2 separate regions of the Homo sapiens genome follow, and region 1 is linked to region 2. Evidence: chromatin loops called from intact Hi-C (ENCODE). Cell type or tissue: HepG2. All regions are shown on one strand.

What was found. Peaks named below come from ENCODE experiments on the same cell type or tissue, not always from the same donor. Only the 100,000 strongest peaks of a DNase experiment are listed, where the experiment ranks them.
Region 1: it touches region 2 in a loop (2.5-fold over the local background); 2 of 110 quality-filtered maps call a loop at or near these places.

What each region holds. Positions count from the first base shown.
Region 1 is chr7:97,002,680-97,010,679 of GRCh38, forward strand. It overlaps DLX6 (distal-less homeobox 6), which reads left to right and starts at 2,874. Exons shown (of 3, transcript NM_005222.4): 1 at 2,874-3,734; 2 at 4,959-5,152; 3 at 7,117-8,000. The coding sequence starts at 3,299. The coding sequence ends at 7,368. All of the region lies in intron 1 of DLX6-AS1 (DLX6 antisense RNA 1), which reads right to left. RefSeq lists an enhancer at 1,591-2,312 and a silencer at 3,625-3,724. In HepG2, a CTCF peak has its summit at 3,743; DNase peaks (open chromatin) are centred at 2,822 and 3,712; H3K4me3 peaks cover 3,108 bases.
Region 2 is chr7:96,796,998-96,804,997 of GRCh38, forward strand. It overlaps LOC105375414 (a long non-coding RNA gene), which reads left to right. Exons shown (of 4, transcript XR_927783.2): 3 at 6,212-6,316; 4 at 7,486-7,689. Among named protein-coding and RNA genes, the nearest start is that of SEM1, 91 kb to the left of the region's middle. RefSeq lists a silencer at 3,940-4,234. In HepG2, a CTCF peak has its summit at 4,126; a DNase peak (open chromatin) is centred at 4,054.

The DNA.
Region 1 (8,000 bases), 210 kb after region 2:
AGCAGGTTTCAGCAGGACCTTTACCATGCACCACAACTACCACCTCAGTGCAGCTGCTTCACTGGAACAGAGTGCAAGGATTTTAGCCACTAACTATTAGGGGAAGGTTGAGAGCCCTGAAGCTACAACCCGGACAATCCCAGCCTTCCCGGCTTCCTCAGCAATCAAACAAATGAGAAAAAAAAATCCCCTTGCAAGTAGAGGCAGCTGCACTCTGGATACAGTGCTCAATTGCAGGGACCTTCCGAGGCCCTGCCACGACATACTCTAATTGGGGTGCAGCCAGAGTTGCAGGAAGCTGGCGAGGAAAGCGGTGCACCTGTGAGCATAAAGCGAAAAACATAGACAAGCACAGGGTGAGGGTGTAGGGGGTGAAACGCCTTCACGGTGTTAACAACAAGCTGCAGGGTATAAAGCAATAAAACTGCCACGTCTACCTGCTGGTATTGAGGACATTACAAACAGTCTCGGCGCGCAGCCCGCGTGTACCGAGAGCGCACTAGGGTTGGGAGTGGGAAGGTGGGGTGGGAAATCTTCTCTTTTCCTGACATTCCCTTCTGTCCCCCACCCCCCACATCTCCCCCTTACTTAGCCCACCTTTCTTTTTCCATGAAGCTTTTCTGTTGTTGTTTTAATTCATTGCCGATTTGTAAACGTGTAGATCGTGTTACTGGTTCGCGTGTTAAAGTGCACCTCTTGTTAAAAGGTGGGGAACAGGGCACGCCACTTAAAAATGAATTCAGAGTTACTGAACCGGCTCCCCAGACTCAAGAACTTAAGCGCAACGGGCTGGGAAAAGGAGGGGGAGAGGAGCGCAAACGCCGCTGACCTGGGAACTCGGAGGAAACTCGCGGGCAGCGAGCTTCAGGTCTTCTGATACATTGAAGGAAAGAAAGAAAGACAGAAAAAGAAAAAAACAAACTGTCCTGGAGATAGCTAGACATCCAGGGCTGGGAGCTGGGAAAATCAATTGGCATAAGCCGCTGCCGGCGGGCTTCGCGCAACGTAAAAAATAAAGTCCAAGCTGCTCCATCTGCAGCCACCCTTTTCTGGAGTTAAAGGGGCAAGCGGCACCTTTTCTCTATTTCTCAGTTTCCTTCGGTCCTGTAACTTATGGAGTCCAGAAGAAGTAGGATATACAGAAGTCCTCAGTAGTTTTCCCAAAGGGAGACACTGTCTCCTTCCCGCAACCTCCAGACACTGCAGTACAGGGTTGTTAGATATTAGATAGTACGTTTCTCCGTGTGGGCAAAGGCTCGCGGCTTAGGTCTCTAAGCAGATCGAAAGTCGGGGTCCAGACCGAGAGGATCTTCAGGTCTCGTCCACCCAATCTCAAGCCTCTGGAAGGGCGGGCTGCCGGCGACCTCCTCCAGTCCCGGGACCCGGAACCCGGGACCCTGGACGCCGGTGCGGGCGGGCCTGCCCTCCTCTGTGCCTGGCCCCCAGTCTGGCCCTCCTACCTGTTGACCAGGCCTGAACCACGCACCGGGGCTCCGCTGTCTCTGCTTGGCTGCCTTAACCTGCGTGGGTCTGGAGACCGGAGGGAGAAAGGCTAGATCCGCAGCCTTGGGCTGCTCCGAACTTAATGTCTTTCCCCAGTCCATCTTTGAAAGAGAAGTGGTTCTACCACCTGGATGTGCGGATATAAATCCCCTTGCAAATAATAAATGGATTAATAATAACAAGGTATGAAGTTCTTTTTATAGAAAAAAAGGAGAGAATTGAAACTAAATGCGGCAGTTAGACAACCATTTTGATAAGAGGATAATTGAGGCGACACTGGTGTATAATTAGAGGATAATTTATGCTATATCCACTTTTATTCCACCTCCCAAAATAAACCCAGTCCATAATCATTACAGGCAAATTGTTCTGAATTTTATAGCAGCAATTTGAACAAAGTACTGCAGTTAATCATGGGAGATTTTTGTGTATTCCTGATTAGAACTCTAATTGCCTCCTTCCAGAAAGTAAAAATAACTGTAAAACGACTCTATTTTTATCATTAACAATGTTGACAATAAAATAAAATCAATTGGAATTGTAATCGAGAGACAAATTTAGGACGAAGGCACTTTTACTTGGGTAGTTTATATTGTAATCAAGATTTGCCAAACCACTAACCGCATGTATCATTTGCATATATTTGAAAGCATTACAGTAGCTTCTGTTTTCAATAGGAAAAAATGCATTACTGTCAGTCCTCCAACGATTCGTTTTCAGAACACGCTGCTGCGTTCTGAAAAGAAAAAAAAGACGCCCCCCCCCCCCACAACCTTTTGTACAATATATAAGAAATACGGCCTGAAACGGCAGGGACCGAGCCAGAACAGGGTCTGATTTTTCTTTTTCTGTACCACCCCCCAGTGGGGTGGAGCCCAGGTGTGAGGGTTCGTCTTCCTTCTGTGGTTTCAATAAAATACGTCTAGAAAAATCCACGGTGACAAGGAGCTCCCACAAGAGTGTAGTAGGACCAGAGTGGCAGGGACGTCAAGAAAGGGGGGCCTGGATTTAATGCGGGGGTGGGGTCACTGCTTCTAAGCACAGGCAACCTACAAGGGTGCAAAGGGATTGAAAGAGAGCAGCCCCCAGTTGGCTGTTTCAAGGCTGAGATATTGGCAACTGGGGCTCCGGGATTTGGGGCACGAGCTGCGGCGGGAAGCATCGGCGGCCGGCCGGGCAGAGGCGCCTCCCTCCCCAACGGCCCCGGGCGCCACACAGCGCGGCCCCCGGCTGCAGCTCCGGCTGGGATTGGAACTGCGGAAGGTAGGCGAAGAACTCTGCAAGTCGCGCACACGCCAGTAGAAGCCGTGCGCCTGTGACGTCAGGGGGCGACTGACCAATGGGGAGGCACTGCCCTTTGGAGACAAACCATTCGACTCGTGGCGTCTGCATCAAGTCTGAAAGCAGACGCGCAACTTTCGCAGAATCCACCTTAAAATCTCTGCCTTAAACTGCACCAGCCCCCAAAAAATCCAAGGGGGGAAAGCAGGCGGGGGGAGAGCAGATTCCCCCCTCCCCCTCTCCTCTCCCATCCCTCCTCCTTCCTCCTCCCTTTGAGTTAACAAGGCCCCGCTCACTATATCTCTTTATATTAAATATATATATATATTAGAGAAGAGCGAGGGAGAGGGAGAACCACCTCCACCCCCCTCTTTAAATTCTTTTTTTTTTTTTTTTTTTTTTTTGCAAGGATCCAAAGAGCTAAGGTGGCTGCAGAGGGGAGAGCGGCGCGAGCCAAGTGGGGGAGGGTGGAGGAAACCCGGGAGAAGGCTTTCTCCAGCCCCCAAAGTTTTTGATGATGACCATGACTACGATGGCTGACGGCTTGGAAGGCCAGGACTCGTCCAAATCCGCCTTCATGGAGTTCGGGCAGCAGCAGCAGCAGCAGCAGCAACAGCAGCAGCAGCAGCAGCAGCAACAGCAACAGCCGCCGCCGCCGCCGCCGCCGCCGCCGCAGCCGCACTCGCAGCAGAGCTCCCCGGCCATGGCAGGCGCGCACTACCCTCTGCACTGCCTGCACTCGGCGGCGGCGGCGGCAGCGGCCGGCTCGCACCACCACCACCACCACCAGCACCACCACCACGGCTCGCCCTACGCGTCGGGCGGAGGGAACTCCTACAACCACCGCTCGCTCGCCGCCTACCCCTACATGAGCCACTCGCAGCACAGCCCTTACCTCCAGTCCTACCACAACAGCAGCGCAGCCGCCCAGACGCGAGGGGACGACACAGGTGAGAGGCCGCTGGGGCAGCTCGCTTCTCCCGCCTCCCGACTGCCCCCTACCCCGCCCGCCCGCTCACTTCCTCGACGCCCGGGCCTCCGCCGGCCCCCTCCCCCAGGCGGCCCCGCGCGCCCTTGGCCGGGCCCCGTGCGCGCCCGCTCGCCTGGCGCCTGCCTGCCGGCCTCTCCCAGCCGGGCCCCTTCCCGCCGCCGCGGACCCTCAGCTTCCGACGCGCAGTTCGGGCTGAGTCCCGGGCCCGGCGCAGGCTTCGTTCGACGAGTTAGTCCACACTGCGCTCTCCAGCCTCCTGGGTCTGTGCGCCCTTTTCCTTGCTCCTTCCCTCCAGGCTGTAACCCACGTTTGACCCGGCTGGGGACATTTCTGGGCCGGAACTGGGGAGCGTGTTTTGCTTCCCAGCCCACGCTGGGCAGGCAGTGGCCTACTTTGCGTGGGGCGCCCCGTGCTCCTCAGTGACTCGGAGGGAAGCTGGCCTGGCTTTCGCTCTGGTTAAACTAGTAACAGTCAGGCTCTTTCCAGTGGGCTTTAAAGTGTCCCTCACCTTCATCCCTGACCGGGCCCCCTATCTAGCTTTTCGCTACAGTGTTGGCTGCTCCTTTGTTCGTGGAGGGGAAGCAAAGAACCTCGGGCTGATGGTTCTCAGCACCCGAGGGGGACAAAGTTGCCGTGAGAGGCGCAGCCTGCTCGTGGGCTGGTCTGAGCTGTTGGTTGTGTTTTGTTTGAGGATTTGGTCCTCCTCAGGAGAGTCATTTCAAAACATGCCGAGGATGCTTGATGCACTGAGCTTGGAGCTGGTGACATCAAGTCAACTGGCCGCGTAAACACCTGGGTGGCTCAAGCACAGCTTCAGGTACTGTTAAGCCGGGCACAGGGGCCCCGCTCCGCCCGGACAGCTGCCGCCTTGCTGCGCTGCGCACCCCAGAGAGCCTCCGGCACCGCCTCCGCTGCGGCAAAGCGGGCTGTTTGTCTGAGGGCCTCTGGCGCTCCCTTGGCCCAGACGCTGCACATTGTTCGGGCCAGGGACTGGGTCAAGGAGATTACGCAGACGCTGGGAGCACACGGGCAGAGTGGACCAAGAGAGGTCGGGGCATCATAGGGATTTTTCGAGGTAACCCTTATTGGGCTTTGGGGAGACTCGTTGCATGCCACGCCAGGAGCAGGGAGATGGCAGCAGTAGCCTCCCGGGTGACCGCTCCTCTGTATTATTTGCTTACAGATCAACAAAAAACTACAGTGATTGAAAACGGGGAAATCAGGTTCAATGGAAAAGGGAAAAAGATTCGGAAGCCTCGGACCATTTATTCCAGCCTGCAGCTCCAGGCTTTAAACCATCGCTTTCAGCAGACACAGTATCTGGCCCTTCCAGAGAGAGCCGAACTGGCAGCTTCCTTAGGACTGACACAAACACAGGTAATTCCCGAGAAGCCCAAGTATCCCTGAAATGCTGGTACCGCTTGCAGATCGGGCAGGGAGCACATCAGGAGGAATTGTTGGCCTAGTCAACCAAGGATGGAAGGAGCTTAATGACAAATGCCTTTTGCTCCAGTTATGCACTTTCCTGGGACAACACAGTTTGGAATGAATGACCTGGTATTGAATACTGGATTGGATTTGCACATCCTCCCAACCCTCGGCGACCCCACCCCAGCCTAGAATCCTTTTGTGACCAAACTCATAATTCAATTGAGTGTTATTCCAGAGCAGAACAACATGAAAGAGAACAAACATTTAGGAGAAAAAGGTGTACAAGCCAGGAGGCAGAATAAGGTTCAACTTTTTTAAGGATCCTTTTGTAGGCCCTGGGAACTAATAAGGTTTTCAACCCATTGACACAGAAAGAAAACTTGTGAAATGAACTAAGAAAAAACAAAGTAGGCATAGGTTCCAATGAGGTTTAGTAAAGGCTCCAAAGTGCAATCTATTTATCCTAGGAGTGTCAAGGTGGGTTTTTCTGAAGATTTCCCTAAGCACGGTGGTTAAGTCATCTGGGTGACAGACTGATGTGGTCTGAGCTGCCTCCCTGGAGCACAGGACTTGGGTGCAGTGGCAGAGTTGGAGATCAAAGAGAAATGTTACCAAAATTGTAACAGGTGAAGCCACAGTTAAGTACAGTTACTGAAGTTCTCCCATCCTACTAATTTGAAAGCCATAGAAGGCATTTCAGATTTCACAAGAAGGAGCTTAGGTGAGTATATTAGGACCCTGGTCAAAAAGCCAGGCTGCAATCACCTGCAGTTTTTGTTGATTAATTTACCTACATGGAGTAAGTAGGCCTCATCTGATGTAGGTAATCTTCAGCAAGGGGACCTCAGGTTTTATGAGACTGTTGCTGCAGACTGATTGTGTGTTGACTTAAGACAGTTGTTCCTTAAGCTCTTTTTCAATTTAGCCTGTTTTCTCTTTCCATATTGCTATTCATAATATTTGGGGTTTGATATGAAGGGATTCCGGCTATTCAGTGACTTGTATGCGTCTTGAAAAAGTAGATTCTTATGGCTAGGGAATTTTAAAGGTAAAGGAAGCTGCACCATAAAATTTCCTTCTTCAAATAAAGTAGATCTGAAATGTTGGCCTAGATATGCTCCCATCCCAGATTCCCGATTCACGTTTAATTTTCAGAAGCCCTTTGACTTTTAATTACTATACTAACAATCATGTGATGATCCTTGACCACAGTTTGACTAGGCAACATACAAAATAGGGAATGAAGGAGCTGCAGTCCTTAATCCCTGCAAGGTTATGGGGATATATTTATGTCTGGAGAAAGATGCTTCATGTATAATCTATGGCATATGCAATATATGCATAGATATATTCAAGGCATTTAGTTATAAATGTACAGGCTTTAATTCCTTCAGTCATTTGCTCCTTGTACCTTTATAGAGATAACAGCTTTTGGGTATCTCTATGCATGTACACGGAGAAAATGACTGTGTAAAATAGTTATTTTACATAGACTAAATTTACATTACTAAATTTTATGTAAAATGACAAGACTTTCAGAGGAGGTGCATTCAATTGAATGGCTTTGATTTGAAAGGGCTGCTTTTAAAAATCCTTTAGGCTTTGGACCTGGTCATCTCATTCAGCTTTTTCTTATTTATACTGTTGTTTTAAACCTACGCTAGCACGCAATTCTAGAATTACAATAACTTTAGGTATCCAGGCAAGATACCTAGTATGTTGTAGGAAGTGGGACTGTAAGAGGCTAGAAAGAGGTGGAAGGAGGCGGGGACTTGGCTTGTAGGCGTTGGCGGTGGTTGTTTTTTGTTTTTTGTTTTTTTGCTTTTTTAATATTGCTTCTAAATCCCTGAGTGACGTTAGAGGCACTGGTTTGATGTTTATGGGCCTAATGATTGCTGCATTTCTTGCAGGTGAAGATATGGTTTCAGAACAAACGCTCTAAGTTTAAGAAACTGCTGAAGCAGGGCAGTAATCCTCATGAGAGCGACCCCCTCCAGGGCTCGGCGGCCCTGTCGCCACGCTCGCCAGCGCTGCCTCCAGTCTGGGACGTTTCTGCCTCGGCCAAGGGTGTCAGTATGCCCCCCAACAGCTACATGCCTGGCTATTCTCACTGGTACTCCTCTCCACACCAGGACACGATGCAGAGACCACAGATGATGTGAGTTGCCCAAGGGAACACCCTAGGGAAACGTCTGAACAAGGAAAAGAGGATCCGGGACCTGCTTGTATCTGCGAAAAGGAGCCAAAGGAGCAGGCTTAGGAGAGCTCATAAGTGTGGCAAGAAGCCGACTAGGCTCATTCTCTCTCCCTCTCTCTCTCTCTCCCTCTCCTTTCTTTTTACTTCTTCCTTTCCTCCATTCCTTCTTTCTTTCCTTTTCCTTTCTACCTTTCTTTTCTTTTTGCCTTTCACCTTTTTTCTCATTTACCTTCTCTCTTGAGCAACGTCAGTAATTGATCTTGCATCTCAGAGAGAGAGAAAGAGCATGTGTGAGAGAGAAACTGGTTTCTATGCCAGCACTCCTGAAACCCCTTACTGTAAGGATATTTTCTCTTACCCCTTGGGATCCAGGCTCTGAGTCTCTTCTCTTTGGGAGTATCCATCAAAATGACTTTTTTTAAAAACAGATTTTCCCCCAACCAGAAGAATCTGCACAAACTTGGCAGCGTTTTTACTTGTTTAATGAGTTTAAGACATTACATGGTGAAAGAGAAGCATTTTGGACTCCTGCATTTTTATTTACCATTCCCAGACTGACGAGAAAAAGAAAATTCCTCACATAACAGCCCTTCTCTA
Region 2 (8,000 bases):
AGATCATGTAGAAGGAAAGTTATTAAGTTATTAGATAGAAAATTACACCTGGTTTCTGATTGTCAAGGTTCTCTCAGAGGTACCTTTTGTGTTTTAAAACTAACATCCACCTTTCTCCCAAACACAAGGGTAGACCTAATTTTCTCTTTCTTCCTCATCTCCCACATCCAATCAGTTGCCAAGTTTTCTTGATTCTGTAAACTTTTCTCAAATGTACCTTCTTTATTTTTTTTATTTTTTTATTTTTGAGGCAGGGTCTCACTCTATCACCCAGGCTGGAGTGCAACGACGCAGTCTCGGCTCACTGCAACCTCTGCCTCCTGGGTTCAAGCGATTCTCCTTCCTCAGCCTCCCTAGTAGCTGGAACTACAGACACGCGCCACCATGCCCAGCTAATTTTTGTATTTTTAGTAGAGACGAGGTTTCACTATGTTGGCAAGGATGGTCTCGATCTCCTGACCTCGTGATCCACCCGCCTTGGCCTCCCAAAGTGCTGGGATTACAGGCATAAGCCACCGTGCCCGGCTGAAATGTACCTTCTTTCTGCATTCCTTTGGCCGCTGCCTTAGTTCAGGCTTACCGTTTCCTGCCTGGGATTCTGACAGCAGGGTAACTGGACCTTGTTTGTAGCCTTCCTCACTCCCAATTCATTCTCCAGTTGCCACCAAAATGATCCTTTAAATATACAAGTGTCGATGTTTTACTCTCCTGCTTAAAGCCCTTCCATGGTTTCCCCTTTGCCTACACAGTAACTTCTGGGCTGGTCACATGACAAATAGAACTCCCCATAATTTGGCCCTTGCTTCCTTCTCTCCAGTGTCTTCTGGTGCACTTGTTCCTTGGACTTAATTCTTCATCCGTAGTTCACTGTGCTATTTCAGGCCTAAGTCTTTGCAGATGCTGGTGTGCCTTTGCCTAGTAAGTCCCTCCCTAAATGTACCCTTTGGCTTCCTGGAGTATTTACATTCCTTCTCCCTCACCAAGAAATCTTCCTAACACCTACTACCACTTACTGCTGCTATTCTATCACCTCTATGCTTTATACACATTTTTATTAAGGTCCACCCTGCTGCTTGATAAAATTTTGTAAGGGTTTGTGTCACCGAGATGATGAAATCCTTGAGAGAAGTTCTAAGTCTTACTTAGAACTTAGCCACTGGCAAAATATCAAATGTATAATAAGCCTTCAGGTGTTGAATGAATTAATGGGAAAACAAGGAAATAAATAAATGTATTTGTCATCTGGAAGAATAACTGAAATTCAATCCATGAACTTGGTTTCCTAAAAGGGCAATAAGAGGTGGAGAAGTGTAGGGGTAGGGAAGCATTTAGGGAGAGAATATTTTTCTTGGAGGGAGAGATGATATTGGTTTATCAAATTAACCTAAGGAAGAAAGTAATAATAGTTATTCTGTTGTCAAGAGGTAACACTAGTGGGCATTGGGGCGGAAGATATTTGGTTTATCTACTTGCTCTGGCAGAAATCAGTTGGGTTTGGATATGGTTTAGATCTATATTTTTACCCAAATCTCATGTTCAATTGTAATCCTCAGTGTTGGAGGTGGGGCCTGGTGAGAGGTGATTGATCCTGGGGGCAGTTTCTAATGGTTTAACACCATCCGCCTGGGTGCTGTTCTCATGATATTGAGTGAGTTCTCACGAGATCTGGTTGTTTAAAAGTGTGTCACACCTCTCCACTTTCCTCCTGCTCCAGTCATATAAGACATGCCTGCTTCCCCTTCGCCTTCTGCCATGATTGAAAGTTTCCCGAGGCCTCCTCAGCCATGCTTCCTGTACAGCCTGTGGAACCATGAGCCAATTAAACCTCTTTTTTTAATAAATCTCCCAGTCTCAGACATTTCTTTATAGCAATGCAGGAACAGATTAATGCAGTTTTGTTTTAGTTTTTCAAAATGGGTCTATAAGTTGGGACTCTCCTCATTCTACCAGAATATTTTATTGCACAACCCTATCATACCAAGGAATACACACCTTCGTAAAAATAGAAGATGTTCTTATAAATATTCAAGTAATTATGGTTACCTGAGATCACGCATAGCATGGTGCGAAATAAACTATTTAGTGAATGCATTAAAACCTGTTTAGTCCATGCACGGTGACTCACACCTGTGATCTCAGCACCTTAAGGGCCTGAGGTTGGAGAATAGCTTGAGTCCAGGAGTTTAAGACCAGCCTGGGCAACAGAGTGAGACCTCATCTCTACAAAAAAATTAAAAAACTAGACCAGGCGCTGTGGCTCACACCTGTAATCCCAGCACTTTGGGAGGCTGAGGCAGGTGGATCACCTGAGGTCAGGAGTTCAAGATCAGCCCGGCCAACATGGTGAAACTCCACTTCTACTACAAATACAAAAATTAGCTGGGTGTGGTGGCCGGCGCCTGTAATCCCAGCTACTCAGGAGGCTGAGACAGGAGAATCGCTTGAACCCAGGAGGCAGAGGTTGCAGTGAGCCAAGATTCCACCATTGGACTGCAGCCTGGGTAACAAGAGTGAAACTCCGTCTCAAAATAATAATAATAATAAATTTAAAACATTAAAAAACTAGCCATGTGTGGTGGTGTGCACCTGTGGTCCAGCTACTCAGGAGGCTGAGGTGGGAGGATTGCTTGAGCCAAGGAGGTCGAGGCTACAGTAAGCTGTGATTGTACCACTGCACTCCAGCCTGGGCAACAGAATGAGACCATACCTCAAAAAAAAAAAAAAAAAAAAAAAAAGCAACAAACAAACAAAAACCTGTTTAAACACCCAAAAGAGAAGTATCATTGAATTAGCTAGTTCGGGGTAACTGAAAAGAAGCCATTTTGATAATAAAAAGTCTGTGATGATGGTGGTCTGTTGTCACTAGATGTCTGATAGAAATTGAAGAAGATCTGAATTCTCATTGTCCCATATACCTTTACTTTGAAGCCCTTACCACAATTCTGCATTTACAAGTGTAAGTTGTATTTGATTAATATATGTGTTCCTGACTCTATGATATATCAAGATGAGGACTTAGGTCAGGTTTTGCTCATTCATCTTCAGTTTTTAATATGGTATCCTGTATATTATAAACTCTCCAGAACTATTTGTCAAATGAATGTGCTGAGTAAATAGTTCAGTCCTTTAAACACTGCCTTTGGATAGATTATAGAATGAAGTTGTCCCCTGATCTTACAGCATCTTACAGACCTATTCCTGATCCAAGAAGCCCTTGGAATCTTTTCTCCATTCTCTGCCTCATCTGTGCTACTCACATTGTCCTAGATAGTAGAACTTACGAAAGACACAAAATTATTGATTGCAGAAGCTTGAGAGGTACAGGATCTAAAAGTACAATTACGCAAGGTTGAGGAGCAGCATATTCAACACCCACTAGACAGACTATTAAGCTATTTGGTGGACGTAAACATGGAATGGTTCATATCAGCTTCTAATATGATCTCAGTTGCCAAAAATGCCTTTTTCCTGGTCATTTTTCTATTATTCAAGAATGTATGATTAAAAAAGAACTTACAAGATTTAAACTGGGTTAGATTAAGTGGTAAGACTGCCCATGCTATAATGTTAGAACTATCAACATTTACCAAGAATAAGGTGGAGAAGGAATGAGCCAGAGGCAAACAGGTTATTTAAAGGTCTTCGGATGTTGCCAGCCTTGGACTACCAAAAAAAGTTGTAATTCTGATGCTGAGGAATGCCGTCATAATGGAGAAGTAGGACAAAAACTGTTTGAGTTAATCAATGAGTCCAGAATGTGCTGCACCACTTTAGGCCTTAAGTCATTGGAGGGTAGAGATCTTTTGGGATCTAATTGGATGCCCAGCAGGCTGATGCTGTGTCTTAGAAACTGGACTTTTAACTGGTTGGGTAAATACTTCTCCAGCCTGTCTTGTACTGCTTGTTCTGCCGGAGGCTAGCAAAAAACCATGTGAATATGTACAATGTATTAGGCCAGGTCCTGAAAGTAAATTAAGATAACATCAAAGGGATCCTTTATAAATTGATGGAGGGAGGCCAGCCTATTGCATCATTCCTAATGTCATTCTAACCACAATAACTGTACCGTGTCCAAAGGTAGCTTTGCTTTTTCACTCTCACACTGGATTCCAGCTAGTTTGTGTGCCTCCCAGAGGTTGTTTGGTGTAGATGCTTAATGTACATCATTCATCTTACAAACTGGGGAGCATTAGATGGTGATAGTGTTGAGAACTGTTAGTCTTTTTGTAACCTCATTTTCCTACTTTTATATTACGTAAGAAGAATTAAAACCCAAGGAGGGGAGAGAGAAGAGCAAATGAGCTTTCATTGAAAGTCTGCCTCAATGAACTTCAGGAGTTGTTTTGTATCTGGCTTTTTTTCCTCTCAGATAACTATGGGATATTGACCCTTGTTTACAGAATTATGCTAAGTTCTTTGTGTATATTACCTCATTTAATCCTCACAACACATCTCTGAGGAGTGTCAGTAGTAACTCCACTATATAAATGAGGAAACTTTGGAATTTGCTAAATGGTCATAGAGTCGGTTTCATAAGGAGATGTAAGAGATATGCTAGGATCCCTATCAATCTTGGTGCTATGGTTGTGGTGGAAAACATGATCTAGAATTCAAAACAAATCCAGAATAAAGCCCAGACCAGCTTTTGCCTATATAGATGGATCAGTATGAGCTGGGGGAAGGGGGTAATCATAGGCAATTTTTTTAAGAGACAGGTTCTTGCAACGTTGCCCAGGCTAGCCTTGAACTCCTGGGCTCAAGCAATCATTCTCCTTCAGCCTCCCGAGTAGCTTGAACTACAAGCATGCACCATTGTGCCCAGAAATAAGTAATATTAGTAAAAGCATGCAGACATAAAAGTCAGTTTTCAGGAATGCAATGCCATGCCATAGGGTTCAAATTACTAAGTGAGAGTGCAAATCCAAGGAAAACTGGGAAGAGAGCGAGTTAGCGACACAATTCTCTCTTTTTCATTCTTGGTGATCATCACTGGATTCTGGTCTTCAAAGACTGGCCAGATGAGGAGAATGATTTCTATAAGAAATCAGAGATCTGAGAATGAAGGTACTATCTAAGTCAATGACCCTGCATCAGAATTTCCCCACCTCAAATCCCCCAAGTCAAAATCTCTGCAAATATCATGTGGAAATATAAATAGGATAAAGGATGACAGACATGTTCATATGTATTAACATTTAAAATCCTTAAAAGCATCTAATCAACTACATGCCTGCTTAGAAAACAAAAAGACCAAGGGCATATTTTTGGAGGTATTCTATAGTTATGGGTATTGTAAATAAACATGCTTGCTGGGGATACCCATCCTTTGTCTCTTTTGTAAAGTCTATAATTCTGAAGTGATTGGCTGCCATTGCATTTTCTCCTCTTTTATTCAAAGTATGACCACAATAATTAAGGAATGAGGTTAATCTTGGAAGCTGGTAAAAGGGGGCTGAAAGAGGGGAACTAGATAAGTGGAATTGTTGAACGCCTTTAATCTCAAAGCCTTCTGCACATTACAAATCACATTGAATCTTCCCTTTCAGAAGGTATCAAATTCAGAGAGGATAAGATGTGTGCATTTGATAGATGCCAATGTTTACCTTAAGACTGAAGTTCTGTTTCCTTTATGCGCAAGTTGTACCAGGAACAACCTCAGAATTGTTAAACACACTATAGTTTGCTTCTGCTGCTCTCTGTTTCCTCAGTATTTCTTTAGAATTGTTTAGATCCCTGTCTGGAAGGAGTCATTCTACTTCTCAGACAATATAAAAAAAATGTCAGAAATATCAGCCAAAGACATGAGTTTATTCAAACAGAAGCAAAACTTGCTTGTGTATATTCAAATGAACTCATTTGGAAGCAGGATGTAAATTTCAGAACTATGTAAATAATTAATAAAATCTTAAAGATATGTCAGTCTGGAATTCACCTAAAATTTGTTATAAAGTCCTTTTGAATATCATATCTTTTTGAAGGGACATTGGCTAAAAATTTAACATGGGTCTTTCAGTGGTGGTATTATATATAACAACTCATTTCTTATTTTGTAATTGACTTAATCTAGAGCACTCTTTCTCAAATGATTCCCTTTGCAACGTGCCAAACTTAGATTTTTCTACTTCTAAAATCCAGCGACAGATATCTTTTTCGCTCTGAATGAAAAAAATACTCAAGTATTTTTTTCAAGTATTTTCTTATTTATTTACAGGTGTTATTTATCTGCTCATAAATGCTGATAGTCAAGAACAAAATGAACGAGTCACAAGATATTGAAAACAAAAATCCTTAGGAGCAGCTGATCCTGGTGGGCCAGGTTGGCTTCTTTGAGATGTGAAATTATGATTCTTTATCTTATTGCCTACGTCAAATGTCATCTGGTATGATAGGAAAAGTGTTCATATGATAGAATTATCTTCAGCAGTAGGTAAGAAGGTTCTCCAAAGAGCATGACACCTACAGGAACACACCCATACCAAAAATTCGAGAATTACTGATTTTGAGAACTCATTGCCCTTAATCACAAAGTCTTCCTTTGTCATTTTTGTTATGCATATACCTTCTGACCCTGTTTTCCTACTTCTAAGTGTCTATCACATCCACCAAACAAAAATTTTTAAACACATGCACATGGTGTTTATTATGGCATTATTTGTAATATTCAAAAATTGTGGCTGGGTACTGTGGCTCACACCTGTGATCCCAGCACTTTGGGAGGCCAAGGTGGGAGAATCACTTGAGCCTAGGAGTTTGAGACCATTCTGGGAAACATGGCAAGACCCCGGTTTCTACAAAAAATTTAAAAGTTAGCCAGCCTCAGCTACTTGGGAGGCTGAGTTGGGAGGATCGCTTGAGCCCAGGAGGTCAAGGCTGCAGTGAGCTATGTTCATGCCACTGCACCCCAGCCTGGGCAACAGAGCCAAACCCTGTCTCAAAAAAACAAACGAAGGAAGAAAAATTGCAAATAACTCAAACATAGGAGAATGTTTTGGTAAATCTTAGAACATCCATATAGGAGTTTTACAAAACAAAATAGCACTATTTATATTGATATGGATGATCATCAAAGCATAGATAAATAAATAAAAGTAAGCTGAAGAATAATCCATCTATATGATCACTGTATATGATGTATTTGGTACACATGGGGCAAGCGCTAGGAAATAAAGGGGGTCTTAGAAAAAGTTCAGAGATGTCACACACCAGACTCCAGGTGGGAGGGTGAAGTTGAAAGGGTAAAGGAGAACCTGAACTTCTTAATCTACATACTTCTGTGTTGTTTAAATGTATTCATAAATCATTTGTGTGCCTAAAAATAATTTTCAAAAGAGAAATCACATGCTTTAAAAAAGCACATGTGAAGAGATTTCTTTCCTTTAGAATTTAGTGCCAGAAAAACTTGTGTTCAAATAAGAATTTGTTTGTGTTTCTTCAATTCTAATGGAAATAATTCAAGAATGTTTCCCTTCTAATTCTGCCTTTCAGGAAGCTCAGAATCAAAATGGATGCTCAGTTGGAACATCCGCACTAGCCTGCCACATTAGCACGTTTGCTACCACCTCTTTCTGCAGATCCCATTTGCAATTTCTGGGTTTACACCATCAGACTGATTTTCTATGTAATCTTCGTTATAAGCCTCTTCAGATGTTTTTAAAATGAAATGAGGAATACATTAATGAATAATCAAATGATTATTTTCATTGAGTTGGAAAGTCATTTCACGTTTCAGAATGGCTGTTAGTGACAGTTGACTTCTACCTAAATGTAACTCAATATTACACATTCTCATCCTATAATATGTAACTCATACCTAAAAAAAATAATCAGTGGGCTCCAGAATGCGCAGAAAAATATATTCAGGATTTTGCTTTTCCCCCCAGTACTGTCTAAGGTGGTTGTTTAGGTCTAGTGAGCCACCGAAATTAATTATACCCGAAGGAAATACACAGACCTCAGGGATTAGATGGCAATGTATCTATTTATTGAAGTCCTCTCTGTGT